Regions from separate parts of the Homo sapiens genome. Here region 2 is linked to region 1. Evidence: chromatin contacts called from ENCODE Hi-C or POLR2A ChIA-PET data. All regions are on one chromosome and are shown on one strand. Each heading gives the region's core, a stretch centred on a gene start or an enhancer-like site at or near the end of the contact. The rest is flanking DNA. Distances are from core to core; before and after follow the strand shown. Region 1 overlaps UBE2R2 (ubiquitin conjugating enzyme E2 R2). Region 2 holds the start of PRSS3 (serine protease 3).

Region 1 (7,680 bases), core at 2,327-4,826:
GCAACTTAGAAAACATACCTACTTAGTTCATTCAAGCTGCTATACCAAAAGTCATAAACTGGGTGGCTTATAAACAACAGAATTTTTTTTTTTTAAGAGTCAGGGTCTCACTCTGTCACCCAGATTGGAGTACAATGGCACAATCATAGCTCACTGCAGCCTCAAACTTCTGTGCTCAAGCAATCCTCCAACCTCAGCCTCCCAAGTAGCTAAGATTACAGGTAGACCACCACACTTGGCTAACTTATTAGATTTTTTTGTAGAGACAGAATCTTGCTATGTTGCCCAGGCTGGTCTTAAACTCCTGATCTCAAGCAATCTTCCCACCTCAGCCTCCCAAAGTGCTAGGATTATAGGCATGAGCCACCACTCCTAGCTTAAACAACAGTAATTTATTTCTCACAGTTCTGGAGACTGGGAAGACCAAGACACCAACAAATCTGGAGTCTAGTAAGGGCCCATTCTTCATATACGATGCCTTCTTGCTGCATTCTCAAGTAGTGAAAAGGACTAGCTAGCTCTCTGGGGCCTCTGTCATAAGAACACTAATCTCAGGCCCAGCACGGTGGCTCACACCTGTACTCCCAGCACTTTGGAAGGCTGAGGCGGGTGGATCACCTGAGGTCAGGAGTTCGAGACCAGCCTGGCCATCATGGCGAAACTCCGTCTCTACTAAAAATACAAAAATTAGCCAGGTGTGGTGGCAGGAGCCTGTTATCTCAGCTACCTGGGAGGCTGAGGCAGGAGAATTGCTCGAACCTGGGAGGCAGAGGGTGCAGTGAGCAGAGACCCTGCCATTGCAGTCCAGTCTGGGCAACAAGAGTGAAACTCCGTCTCAAAACAAAAACAAAAACACAAACACTAATTTCATTCATGAAGCCAGAGCCCTCACGACGTAATCACCTCCCAAAAGCCAGACCTCCTTATACTATCACATTGGGGATTATGTTTCAACATATGTCTTTTGGGGATACACATTCAGACCACAGCAACTTTTTTTTTTTTTTTTTGAGACAGTGCCTCGCTCTGTTGCCTAGGTTGGAGTACAGTGCCTCGATCTCAGCTCACTGCAACCTCCATCTCCCAGGTTCAAGCAATTCTCCTGCCTTATCCTCCCGAGTAGCTGGGATTACAGGTGCGCTCCACCATGCTCGGCTAGTTTTTGTATTTTTAGTATAGACCAGGTTTCTCCATGTTGGCCAGCTGGTCTCGAACTCTTCATCTCAGGTGATCCACCCACCTCGGCCTCCCAAAGTGCTGGGATTACAGGCGTGAACCACCACGACTGGCCAGACCACAGCAACTATGTAAAACAATAATACTGTTGCTTTAGAGGTTTATAAGAAAATATACCATCAATAGGGCAAAGGACAAGAAGGAGGTAAAGAGCTAAATGTACGGTTCTTGCATTTCCTGGGAAGTAATAAAACCAACTAACATAAACTAAACTGTAGTAAATTAAGAATCCATAATCCACCTGTCTCAGCCTCCCGAAGTTCTGGGATCACAGGCGTGAGCCACCATGCCCAGCCAAGATATACACATTTTATTGTATGTACATACACCTCAATTTAAAAAAAAACTATTAAGCAGATTAACATTAGCAAACATCTCAGGAAAGTTTACCATGAAACACTTAAAATACAACTCAACGTGAAGAAAACAGTCCATGCAGGAAAAGTAAAATGTATTAAAAATGTATATATATATGTACATACATATATATAAACATTATATACGTATACACAGTAGGCCCTCCATATCCCTGGGTTCTACCAACAGTGGATCAAAAATATTCAAGCGAAAAAAAAACAAGAAAAAAAAAACAGTAAAAAAAGCAATAAAAAATAATACAAACTAAAAAATACAGCTAGACTGCCACTGCACTCCAGCCTGGGCAACAGAGCAAAACTCCATCTCAAAAAAATAAATTAAAAAAATAAAGCATATGGGAGAATGTGCACAGGTTAAATGTAAATACTATATCATTTTATATAAGGGACTTGACCATTCAAGATTTTGGTATCAGTGGGGGTCCTTGGAACTCCCCCTATGGATACTGAAGGACAACTGTAAATAATGGCTTATATATGAGACATATAATTACACATACATAAAACTATGTATACTTCTATATAAGCTATATATATTTACCTATATATCTGTATATACATGATGTCTTCAGGGAGTTAATAGGAGAAACGACAACCATGATCAAGACATCAAAACCAAGACATCAAAAACAGAATGTTGGCTAAGCCCAGTGGATCACACCTGCAATCTTAACACTGTAGGAGGAATGCTTGAGCCCAGAGTTTGAGACCAGCCTGGGCAACATATTGAGACACTGTCTCTATTAAAAAACAAGAACAGGCCAGGTGTGGTGGCTCTGTAATCCTAGCACAATGAGAGGCTAAGGCAGGTAGATCAATTGAGCTCAGGAGTTCAAGAACAGCCTGGGCAACACAGCAAAACCCATCTCTACTAAAAATATAAAAATTAGCTGGGTGTGGTAGCAGGTGCCTACAGTCTCAGCTACTTAGGAGGCTGAGGTGGGAGAATCTCTTGAGCCCAGGAGGCAGAGGTTGCAGTAAGCTATGTTCGCACCACTGCACTCCAGCTTAGGCAGCAGAGCAAGAGCAGACCCTGTCTCAAAAAAAAAAAAAAAAAAGAAGCAGCAGCTGCCTAAACTGAAAATAAGAGGCTGGGCACAGTGGCTCATACCTGTAATCACAGCACTGTGCATGGTCGGGGCTGAGATAAGAATATCGCTTGAGCCCAGGAGGCTGAGGCTGCAGTGAGCCTTGATCGCACCCCTGCACTCCAGCCTAAGCCACAAAGCAAGATTCTGTCTCAAAAACAAATAAAGGAAAAAAAAGAGAAAAAGATATGTTAATTAGAAGAATTAATTCAGACTGTTCTATATCCAGATAATGGGTGCTCCCCAAAAAACATGAGGAAAAACATAGAGGAGAAAATATCTTGAAATAATTCAAGAAAATTTCCCAATGCTGAAAAACATGAGTTTAAAAGTACCTACAGCAATGTGAAATTTAAGAAATCAGGGACACACAGAGTCCTGCAAACTTCCAGAAGAAAAAACTCTTCACATACCATGCACAGGATTTAGAACATTCTTGAATTTCAAACATCATCTTTGGAACTAAGAACCCAATACAGTAATGTCCTCGAAATTCTAAAGCTACAGGATTTCCAATCTAGAATTCTATACCCAGCCAAGTAATTTCAAGTATAAAGTTAGAATAAAGCTTCAAAAAATTTACCTGCTAGGCACACTTCCTCAAGAATATATATATATATATTTTTTTTTTTTGAGATAAGAGTCTTGCTCTGTTGCCCAGGCTGGAGTACAGTGGCATGATCTTGGCTCACTGCATCCTCTGCCTCCCAGGTTGAAGTGATTCTCCTGCCTCTGCCTCCCGAGTAGCTGGGACTACAGGCATGTGCCACCATGTCTGGCTAATTTTTTGTATTTTTAGTAGAGATGGGGCTTTGCCATGTTGGCCAGGATGCTCTCAAACTCCTGACCTCAAATGATCTGCGTGCCTCTGCCTCCCAAAGTACTGGGATCATAGGCATGAGCCACCAAGCCCAGCAAAATATTCTAAAATTGACTGTGGTGATGATTGCACAATTCTGACTAAAAACCACTGAATTACAGTCATATGTTGCCTAATGACAGGAATATGTTCTGAGAAATGCATCATTAGGCAATTTCATCATTGTGTGAACATCATACAGCATGCTTACACAAAAATGGTATACTTGTACCTAGATGGTATAGGCTCCTACACATCTAGGCTATATGGTATAGCCTATTGCTCCTAGGCTTCAAACCTGTACAGCATGTTACTATACTGAATATTGTAGGTGAGTAGCTGGGATTATAGGCGCCTCCCACCACGCCCAGCTAATTTTTCTATATTTTTAGTAGAGACAGGGTTTCACCATGCTGGCCGGGCTGGTCTCAAACTCCTGACCTCAGGTGATCCATCTGCCTCGCCCTCCCGAAAGTGCTGGGATAACAGGCGTGAGCCACTGTGCCCAGCCCACAATTCTTATACTATACAAACTTTTAACTTTTTGACCTTTGAAACAACACTTAGCTTCTTAGCTTAAAACGAAATCACACTATACAGCTGTACAAAAATAACTCATATCTTTACTTTCTTCTACAAGCCTTTTTTAGAGAAAGGGTCTCACTCCGTTGCCCAGGCTGGAGTGCAGTAGTGCAATCATAGCTCACTGTAACCTTGAATTCCCAGGCTCAAATGATCCTCCCACCTCAGCCTCCTGAGTAGTTGGGACTACAGGTGCGTGCCACCAGGCCTGGCTGTTTTGTTTTTTTTTTTGTAGAAACGGGATCTCCCTATGTCACCCAGGCTGGTCTTGAACTCGTGGGCTCAAGTGATCCACACACCTCAGCCTCCCAAAGTGCTCAGATTACAGGTGTAAGCCACTGTGCCTGGCCAACTCTGTCTCAAAAACAAACAAAAATTGTAAGGACATATAAAGTTTCCTGCGACATCTTTTGTATTAAGGAAAAGGCTGAAACAACTTAAGTGTCCAGCAATAGAAATGAAGTACAGCATATACACTACACGGCATTTAAAAACTACACTTAGGCCGGGCTCAGTGGCTCAAGCCTATAATCTCAGCACTTTGGGAGGCTGAGGCAGGTGGATCACCTCAGGTCACCAGCTGAAGACCAGCCTGACCAATATGATGAAACCTTGTATCTACTAAAAATACAAAAATTACCCAGGCATGGTGGTGGGTGCCTGTAGTCCCAACTACTCGGGAGGCTGAGACAAGAGAATCACTTGAACCTGGAGACAGAGGTTGCAGTGAGCCAAGATCATGCCATTAAACTCCAGCCTAGGCAACAGAAAGAGATTGGGTCTCAAAAAAAAAAAAAAAAAAAACCTACACTTAGACATGCATGTTCTCTCATGAAAAGATAGCTAAAACATATTCATATTAAGTTTCAAAACATATTACAAACCAGTTTATGTAATATGTTCCCAACATGCATATCTGGAAGGACAAAAAGGAAATACTCATTACTCTGGGAAATGTGATTGTGGGTAATTTCTCTCTTTTTCTATTTGTTTATCAATATTTTCTTTTCTTTTCTTTTCTTTTGTTTTTTTTTTTCCTGAGACAGAGTTTCGGTCTTGTTGCCCAGGCTGGAGTGCAACGGCACGATCTCGGCTTACTGCAACCTCCACCTCCCGGGAACAAGGGATTCTCCTGCCTCAGCCTCCCGAGTAGCTGGGATTACAGGCATGTGTCACCACATCCGGCTAATTTTGTATTTTTAGTAGAGATGGGGTTTCTCCACGTTGGCCAGGCTGGTCTCGAACTCCTGACCTCAGGTGATCCACCTGCTTCAGCCTCCCAAAGTGCTGGGATTACAGGTGTGAGCCACCGTGCGAGGTCTATATTTTCTAATTTTTATATAATGAATAGGTTTTATAAATATAATTAAATAGTAGCTATTTAACAGCTAATATCGTGACAAGGTCATGGAAGATGGTGGACTAAGGAGCTCCAGGAAGGCTGGGCGTGTGGCTCACGCCTGTAATCCCAACACTTTGGGAGGCCAAGGTGGGCAGATCACCTAAGGTCAGGAGTGCGAGACCAGCCTGACCAACACGGTGAAACCCGTCTCTACTAAAAATACAAAAAATCAGCTGGGTGAGGTGGTTTGTGCCTATAATTCCAGCTACTCTACAGCTACTTGGGAGGCTGAGGCAGGAGAGTCACTTGAACCCGGGAGACGGAGGTTGCAGTGAGCCGAGACTGAGCCATCACACTCCAGCCTGGGCAACAGAGCGAGACTCTGTCTCCAAAAAAAAAAAAAGAAAAAAAAAAAGAAGCTCCAAGAATCCGTCACTACACCTAAACAACCACTGAGCTGGTAGGAATTGTCTAAAGTAACTACTGTGGGACTCTAGAGTCTACCAAACATTTACAGCATCCAAAAGAGAACGGCATGATTCACAATAACCCAAAGGTGGGAACAACCCAAGCATCCATCAACAGATGAATTATACAAACAACGGAATGTTATTCAGCCATTAAAAGGGATGAAATTCAGAGACATGCTACAACATGGATGAATCTTGAGATAATTATACTAAGTGAAATAAAACAGACACTAAAGGACAAATATTTTATGACTCCACTTCTACAAGGTGCCCAGAATAAACAAATTCATAAAGACAGAAAGGAGAATTGAGATTACCAGAGAATGAAGGCAAGGGGGAAAAATTAGTTACTATTTAACAGCTTCAAAGTTTCAGTGTGGAATGAAGAAAAAGTTTAGAAAATAGGTCATGATGCTGGTTACACTTCACAGTGAATATACTTAATGTCACTGAACTGTACTCTTAAAAATGGTTAAAATGGTAATTATATGATTCACCACAATCAAAATAAAATGCTATGTCGTAAAATGTAACTGAGAAGTGACAGATGGAGTTTAAATCCTTCTTTTCATATAATCTTCCATTACTTAGAACATTTTTTATTGTTAAGTAATGCTGAAGCTCTTACAAGAAACGACCATATCAGCCGGGCACAGTGGTTCATGTCTGTAATCCCAGCACTTTGGGAGGCCGAGGCAGGTGGATCACCTGAGGTCAGGGGACCAACCTGGCCAACATGGTGAAACCACGTCTCTGCTAAAAACACAAAAATTAGTCGGGCGCGGTGGCTCACGCCTGTAATGCCAGCACTTTGGGAGGCCAAGGCAGGCGGATCACGAGGTCAGGAGATCAAGACCATCCTGGCTAACACGGTGAAACCCCGTCTGTACTAAAAATAAAAAAAAATTAGCCAGGCACGGTGGCATGTGTTTGTAATCCCAGCTACTCGGGAGGCTGAGGCAGGAGAATCACTTGAACCCAGGAGGCGGAGGTTTCACTGAGCTGAGATCGTGCCACTGCACTCCAGCCTGGGCAATACAGCAAAATCCTTTCTCAAAAAAGAAAAACCTCATAATTTTCAAATTAGTAGAATCCAAATTAGTGAGGACTCATTGTACCACACAAATAATAACTCTGAGTCCTCAGAGCCATTTTCCTCATATTTTAAGAAAAAAGAGTAACTTCATTTTCTTCTCACATAGACAAATTTGGTATAAAAACTGCCCTGCTGTGGTCATCTTTTTCTTTAAAAAACTGAATGTGACTATACATTTATCAAAATTCATAGAACTATGTAACTAAAAAGATTAATTTTAATGTATAAATTATACCTCCATAAACCTGACTACTTAAAACTATAATAGAATTTAATTAAAGTTTTGATTCTGAGAGCATTAAAAAAAACCTTGAAAAAATTTAATTAAAGTTCAACCAAAGAGTATTAAATAATTTCTTTCTTTCTTTCTTTTTTTTTTTTTTAGACGGAGTCTCACTCTTGTTGCCCAGGCTGGAGTGCAGTGGCACAATCTCGGCTCTCACCGCAACCTCCGCCTCCCAGGTTGACGTCATTCTCCTGCCTCAGCCTCCCAAGTAGCTGGAACTACAGGTGCTGGCCGCGAAGCGCAGCTAATTTTTTTGTATTTTTAGTACAGACGGGGTTTCACCGTGTTAGCCAGGATGGTCTCGATCTCCTGACCTTGTGATCCGCCCACCTCAGCCTACCAAA
Region 2 (6,869 bases), core at 443-2,942, 41 kb after region 1:
CAGGTTTGAGAGTTCTTCGTGTAGGCAGCGGTTCTCAGCTCTGTCTATACACTCTACAGTTACCAGAGGTAGAGTGTTAAATACTCACTGGTATTCACACTGTCTTCCTGAGAAGTTTGAGTTAATTGCCCTGGGGTAGGACACAGGCATCAGTATTTTCAAAAACTCTGTCTTAGGTCGCTTTAATGTGTAGCTAACCAGCAAAAGGTACTTGCCTGCTTTTGTCACTAGCTCTGACAACTCCAAGATTATCCCTGCCTGCTTTTATGACCACAACCCTTGCTGTTTCATGGATTGGCCTTGCTCTGGAGAGTCAGCTGCTGTCAACAAGTTTTCTTTTCCACCACCTCTCCCATCCGTCTTACCCAACCTCAGTACTTCCCTGGGCTGAAGCCAAGCTCTCCCAGGCAGCCTGGCTGGGAGCTTTGCAGTCAGGGGCCCCACACTTACGTCTTGTAGCAGTGAGCTGCTGATACCACCCACTGTTCGCTGATGAGGGAGCCACCGCAGAAGTGGGAGCCAGAATTCAGGGACACCTGGTAGGGGAGAGAATTCTCCTCACAGGTGTAGCCCCCAACAATCTTGTCATCATCGTCAAAGGGGACAGCAACTGGAGTGGAAATAGGAAGGGAGAAGGCAAGTCAGTAGCATGTTAGGGGTGGTGCTCCCAGCCTGCGGTTGCTTCCTGCCAATTAGAAATCCTTAACAAGCCCAGTGAGGCCAGGCAAGGGAGGGAGCGCTGCCACCCCTGGTGAGCATCACTGGATGTGGCTCCCAAGTCTCTGTGTCTGCAGGGCACGTAGCTAGGTACCCTGCAGGGGCTCAGATCTCTCCTGGGGACACCAGGCTGAGGATGCAAGGAATGTCCTCAAAATGCTTCCAGTGGGGTAGCAGTTGGTATGTTGTTGTCTCACCCACTGAGTGCTTCTCTCTTTTATTCATCACCTGTGTACTTGCCCTGGCTATTTGAGCCCTGGATTGTCAGGATACTTTGGCTAAGCTAGGAAAACCCCCTGTCTGGGTAGACCTGGCCATGACTAGCTTCCCCCATAGCTCAGATCTGTGCAGTGAGGGCAGAGTTGAGGGCAGCCCCAGGCTCACTTTGGCATAACAAAGGTAGACTTTGTTATTGGCCAATAGAAGAGCAATTCTTAACTTTGGCGGCATGCCTGGAAACGTTAAAAATCACCTGGGAAGCTTAAAAGCCCAGTACACAGGCTGCACCCCAGACAAATGAAGTTAGAACTTCTAGAGTTGAATCTCTGGCATGAGTAATTTTTGAACCTCCCCAGGTGCATTCGAGGTTAAGAGCAGCTATAGTGGTGCTATACTGGTGCTCTTGGAGCCAAGCCTGAAGCCTGCCACTTCATTTCATGGGCCAGCCCCACCTGGTCTCCCTTCCCAGCTTCTCCAACCACAGCTCGGATATGGATGAATGACAGTGGTGGGAGTGAAATGAGGGAAAAGGTGAAACAGGTGAGGCTTAAAGAGAGCCCAAGGAGGATGGGAAGGAGATATGTCAGATGGAGGAAATAGAATATCAGAGCGCAGTCAAAAGAGGAGAGGTGGCAAGAATGGCAGGGCATGTGTCTGCCAGGAAAGGGGGTGGGTGGGGCCTGAGGCAGGTCATGAAACTCGCCAGCAGCTCCCACAAAGGCAAGGATCAGGAATGGATTCATGGTGGTAGAGTGTGCCTGACTGGTGGTGGAAGGCCTGTCCTTATACCCTTCCAAGAATCAGGAGAGGAGGTGTCTGTGAGGTGAGGGTCACAGTTCTTCCCAGCACAAACACACCTGCAGCTTTCCCCTTGCCAGGGTCTTGCATCAGCTCGGCTACGTTTGGCCACTCTGTGGGTTTGTGATTCACAGGTGATAAGGAAACTTGCCTTCTGAGAGCAGAGAGGGAGACTGGCTATTTCCTGGAAGGATGCTGGGATGGGGAAGACAGGGGAAACCAATCCCCGGATCACACAGCTGGGCTTTCGTAGGCCGAGGAGATGAGGGTTAGAAGGAGGGAGAATGGCCTGGGTGTCTAGGAGTCCTTTTAACTATTGGGGATGTATTTAATAATGTACTTAAGGAAGGGCAAGCATTGGTAACAAGCTTGGCTTTTCAGTTTCCTGGAGCCCCCACGAGAGGAGGAAAGTCTTATCTAAGGCTCATTTTTGTGAATATGAATATGCTTCTTTGCAGTCACTGTGCACAAAGGTCAAATCCAAGACTTTGGGTATCCAGAATTCCAACACTAAGGGGTAAGGAGAAGGGAGACTTAGCATTCCATAGGATTCTGGGCTTCCAGATGGCTCTCCTTCCTACCAAGGCTTAAAAGGATGGGAAGTGTTTCAAAGAAGGAGGGGACACAGGTTAGGTAGGAGCTTACTCAGTGCATCTGGAGGATGGAAAACCAATGGCGCACTCCTCCCCTTCTTCAATGTGAAGCCACTTGTCTCTCTCATGTGCATCCTGTCATAGGTTCTTTTTATGCAGCCTCACGGTTGTCCTGGCAACCTGCACTTAGGGTGATGCAAACTGACTCACCTGCTCAGGGCTGACAGCCTGAACCAGAATGACATGCCCCTGATCAGATGTCAGAGTTTGGACCATGGTAAATCTGGGTTACCATCTGATCTGAGAATCAGCAGTAGGTAGAGATTTTAGCACATGGTAAATGGGTCACATATTGGGATCAATAAGAAGATGTGGAGGGGTGGGTCTAGAATTTTCTATTTTAGATGCAGTGAGATTATGCTGGGCTTAGTATCAAGTGAATCTTCCCAGAGAATATCCTGATTTGGGCCCTACCAAGGCTACTAAGACACAGTTGTGTAATTGACTGAGGCACAACCTGGCCAGAGTAGTGTGGAGATGGAGATGCTGTCTGTGATCAAGTCTAATGATGTAAGGAAAGGAGGAGCTTCCTTATGAGGGTGCTTTCCCTTCTCAGCAACTCTGAGCTCAGGTTGGTGATGGGCAGGAGTGAGCAGAGTTCAAGTTTAAATTCTTTGAAAAGTAAAAGAAGCAGAGATGTTCTGGAGATGGTGAACAAAATGAGAAAAGCTCAGAAACTTCGTGTTGAGATCGGACATGGCCAGGGGGCTAGAGGGAGGAAGCAAATGGAAACCAGAGGGAATTGGAAAAAATGCGAATGTGGGGCCCGTGGAGTTGAGAGGACACACAGAGTACCTTCAGGTTCAGCTCCTGGCATGGCCAACGAGCCAGCTTCCCCAAAGCCAGGAGATCCACTGCTCAGAGACCCGCTCTCCACCCCACATCCCCTCTAATCACTGATGGGCTCATACCTAACACTGCTGTACTTAGATGGTGCATGGTGCCTGACAGCTTTACAAGAGTTTTCACATAAGCAACAGTGGTACATTGCTTTTCAGTTATGCTGAGTTTCACAGTTTGACTTCCCACAAACATGCTAATTGTGATTTGTGCAGAGCAAAATTATTTCCATTTATAGAGGAAGAGACTGAGATTCAGAAGGATTCTGTCTTGCCCAAGAATACAGATCTTGGCAGAGCTCACCATAAGGCCAACGGAAGCCATGGAGATCATTGTGAACTGTGGGAATTGCTGCAGGTGACATCTAAAAGGAGATTTATTGAGGATCAAGGCAGAGGTCCCCAGAGGACAAACTGTGCATCTGATTCCTTCCTCCTGCTTTTCTTCCTGGCAGAAATAGATGATTGAATTCATCTTTCTCCTGGCACCTTGTCTCAGAGACTTCCCTTGCCACAGTTCCAGACCCATCCAGGCCATGACTGCCATGTAGATGACACACCTCTCTGCTCACAAATGACTGGCCAAGCCTGAGGTATCCAGGTTTTGGAGCATTGATAATATGGGTTTTTCCTGTGTTGCCCCTAAACATGTTGTTTCATTTTGTCCCCTTGTCATGGGGTCTTCACACAACTCCTGCCTTAGAGGATAAGGAAAGGCTCTTGCTGTAGCAACTGTAGACACCAGTGTGCACTAAATAGGGAGGTGAACCTTGGCAGAAGATGGAAACTTTTTTTGGAGAACGGGATTTTTGGATCAGTGCTTGTGGCTCTGACTCTGTCTGAAAGGAACACCCAAGAATATGAGGATTTTCTGTATCTAGAGCTTGAAGATTAGCCTTCTCCAGTATTTTGCGCTCTTCCTTAAATGATCACAGTATAGTCTGAGGTCAGCTTTCTTCAAAAAGGAATGACCTTACAGGCAGAGAAGATAGCTATAGGTGGAGACTGTTACCTCATACTGTAGACTCAGATGTGTAGGATAGGTTCAGATCCAGCTGCCCAAGCTCAATTTGGAGGACATGCCATTCTTGGTACTCTTCATCCTGAACTAGAGATTTCTTTGTCTTCTTCTCTAAGACATCTTTCTGGCTTGTACTGAGTGCTTAGCACATCAAACCACTGTCCTTCAATTTTGATAACAGTGAATCAATTCTGTGTGCTTACTATATACCATGTTACTATACAGCATGTAACTCATATAAGTTAAGAATTTTTTCTTCATTTTACATTACAACCACTTATGCGATTGCCCATTTTCCAGGTGATTAAATGAGCTTTCTGGAGGTAAAGTGACTTGCTCAAGGCCACACAGCCAGTAGGTTTTAAAGATGGGATGTAAGTATGGTGGTCTGACTCTAGGGCCTCCATGCTCTGCCATAGGGCATTCTGCTTTGCCTCCTCTGAGCTGATCCTTGGTGCACCCTCACTGAGGTGGTAGGCAGCAGATATTGTTCTCTCCTTTTTACAAATCAACAATCTAAAACTCAGAGTTCAAATGACTTCTCCAGCAAAGATCATACTAGAACCTTCCCTATTCAGACAAAGTTTGTTCCTCTTCACGTTGCTACATGAGTCTTTCAGACCTCATAGTAGTCTGAAAAGTGTCAGATTCCAAATTCTTTTTTTTTTAACACTTTCTTCTCCAAATCCCACCAGATCTTTCTCCTAAGCTCTTAGTCAACTCCTCCTTGGGTTCCAGCATCCTTTATCATTCTGCAAACAGATTGTCAGATTTTAGGCTGTCTTCCCGCCAAACTCCCAGCTCCTCTCCTCATCCATTATTTTTCTTTTTTTCTAAGCTTCTTATCTCCCCCACGGCACAATTTCGCTTTATCCAATAAGGAATTGTTTTTGTTACTATCTCATCCCAGGAATCACTGAATCTGGAGAGTGAAGGGAGTGCTCTGTATGATCCAGAAAAGTCTGACTTGTAATATGGAGTCGCAGAGCATGAACTGGTCAAGGCTGATCAGCTAAATGGAGTAGCCCATTCCTCCCTGCCTGCCTCCTGCCCCTCCTCTTGCCTGCCCCTTGCCCCTCCTTCTGCCTGCCCAGCTGCTCCCCACCTTGAAGCCATGGAAGACATGCAAGTTTTATGCCCGGAGGGAAGTTTATAGTTCTGTTTATTCTTCAGGCTTCCATGTATGGGTAAATGGGGAAGCCTCTAGCACTTGAGACTAAACCTAAATTATTTTAAGGATAGATTGATTGCTGTAATATAATGGTGAGTCTTTCTGTTCACATTTCAGCCACTCCTTGACCACTCTCTTGTTTGGCCTATTAGAGCTGCTTAAGTGAGTCCAGGCTCCCTTAGACAGGAAGCAGAAGAAAGCCAGGACAGAGTGCAGGAGAAACACCCATATAGATTCTTATGATTGTAACATCTAGGATCTGTTTCATGATACTCAGAGTTTAATATATGGTGTATGTATTTATTTTTCTAAATTATACTAGCTCTAAATTGAGGCTCACAAGCTGGGTTTGGTGATAAATCCAGTCAACTGGGTTCCTTCTACTCATTTAGCTTATAAAAGTCTAGACTGTGTCATCCATTTGGAAGGCAGCCAACGGGTCAGTCATTTCCTCAAGATCGTCTTGGCCAGGAGGGCCTTCAAAAGGCTCCCAAGGCTCAGAACTGAGTGCTCCATCCACACAGGCACCAGCACAATTCCAATTGAGAACCTTCCACCCCAGAGCCACTGTGTTTGAGCAGGTTCTGCACTTTGCTTCTCTGTAGAACCCATATCATCTGTTCCATTTCCCAGTCTTGGGTAAGGCAGCAGAAGGGGATTGGCACATGACATGTGTACCTTTCTATTCAAATACAAAGCTTGTTATCTGTAGTCTTCCTACAGTTCTGTAAAACACTGGAAGTTATTCCTCCTATCTAGCTGTAATTTTGTGTCCTTTAATCTTTTCCTATCCTCCCCGCAACTAAAACATAAATTTGAAACAAGAATAAAAAATATAAAGTTTGAAGTGCTTATTCCTTTCCTGTTAGAATAATCTAGTTAATTTTCTTATGGGCTTAGATTATCTAAACTCAAATGCCTTTGTAGAGTTTTCCTCCAGGGAAATCCACTGCAGCTGTATAAATTTTCCTCTTTTCTTTGAAATCATATTTATTTACTCACAAATATTTATTGAATTCCTGGAGTGATATTCCAGGAGTTCTTCTAGGCTATTTGGAAGCAGCAATGAAGAAGATAGAAAAGGTTCTTGTTTCAGTGCATTTGTGAGTACACGTGCATGCATTTATGCACATGTGAGGAGGTATAGAAATGGGATGCACATACATCGCTTTCAGTAAATGATGAGTATATATTAGTAAAATAGGATAAAGTGATAATATAATATGGGATGACTGCTGAAGTGCTTTTACGTAGAGTGGAAGGGTCTCTTTGGGGAGGTGGCATTTAAGTTAACACCTGAATAAAAAGGACCAGCCATCTGCAGGTAGAGTTAGGAGGGCTTTCATGGTTTACTTCTGAGTCTGTAACAGAAATAATTCAAAACACACAACCAATTGCTATTTAAAATTAAATAACCCTGTCATCTAGCCTATGGATATATACCTTGTCAT

The links. Hi-C counts contacts between places; a loop is a spot of excess contacts on that map. ChIA-PET counts read pairs that join two places held with the same protein, here RNA polymerase II (POLR2A). Pooled maps may share reads with other maps.
Region 2: a pooled map shows a loop between it and region 1 (7-fold over the local background). The contact joins the promoter of PRSS3 here to the enhancer-like site in region 1. A Hi-C loop is called at or near these places in 1 of 50 pooled maps. POLR2A ChIA-PET finds 5 or more read pairs at or near these places in 4 of 52 experiments (Caco-2, GM12878, activated T-cell and 1 more).

Annotation. Positions count from the first base shown.
Region 1 is chr9:33,832,412-33,840,091 of GRCh38, reverse strand. All of the region lies in intron 1 of UBE2R2 (ubiquitin conjugating enzyme E2 R2), which reads right to left. Among named protein-coding and RNA genes, the nearest start is that of UBE2R2-AS1, 17 kb to the right of the region's middle. Within about 2 kb of position 3,576, at least 4 of the 41 ENCODE cell types and tissues checked have a DNase peak (open chromatin) inside an H3K27ac peak, as active enhancers do.
Region 2 is chr9:33,790,384-33,797,252 of GRCh38, reverse strand. It overlaps PRSS3 (serine protease 3), which reads right to left and starts at 1,692. Exons shown (of 5, transcript NM_002771.4): 1 at 1,640-1,692; 2 at 451-610. The coding sequence starts at 1,679. All of the region lies in intron 3 of UBE2R2-AS1 (UBE2R2 antisense RNA 1), which reads left to right. RefSeq lists an enhancer at 643-1,143.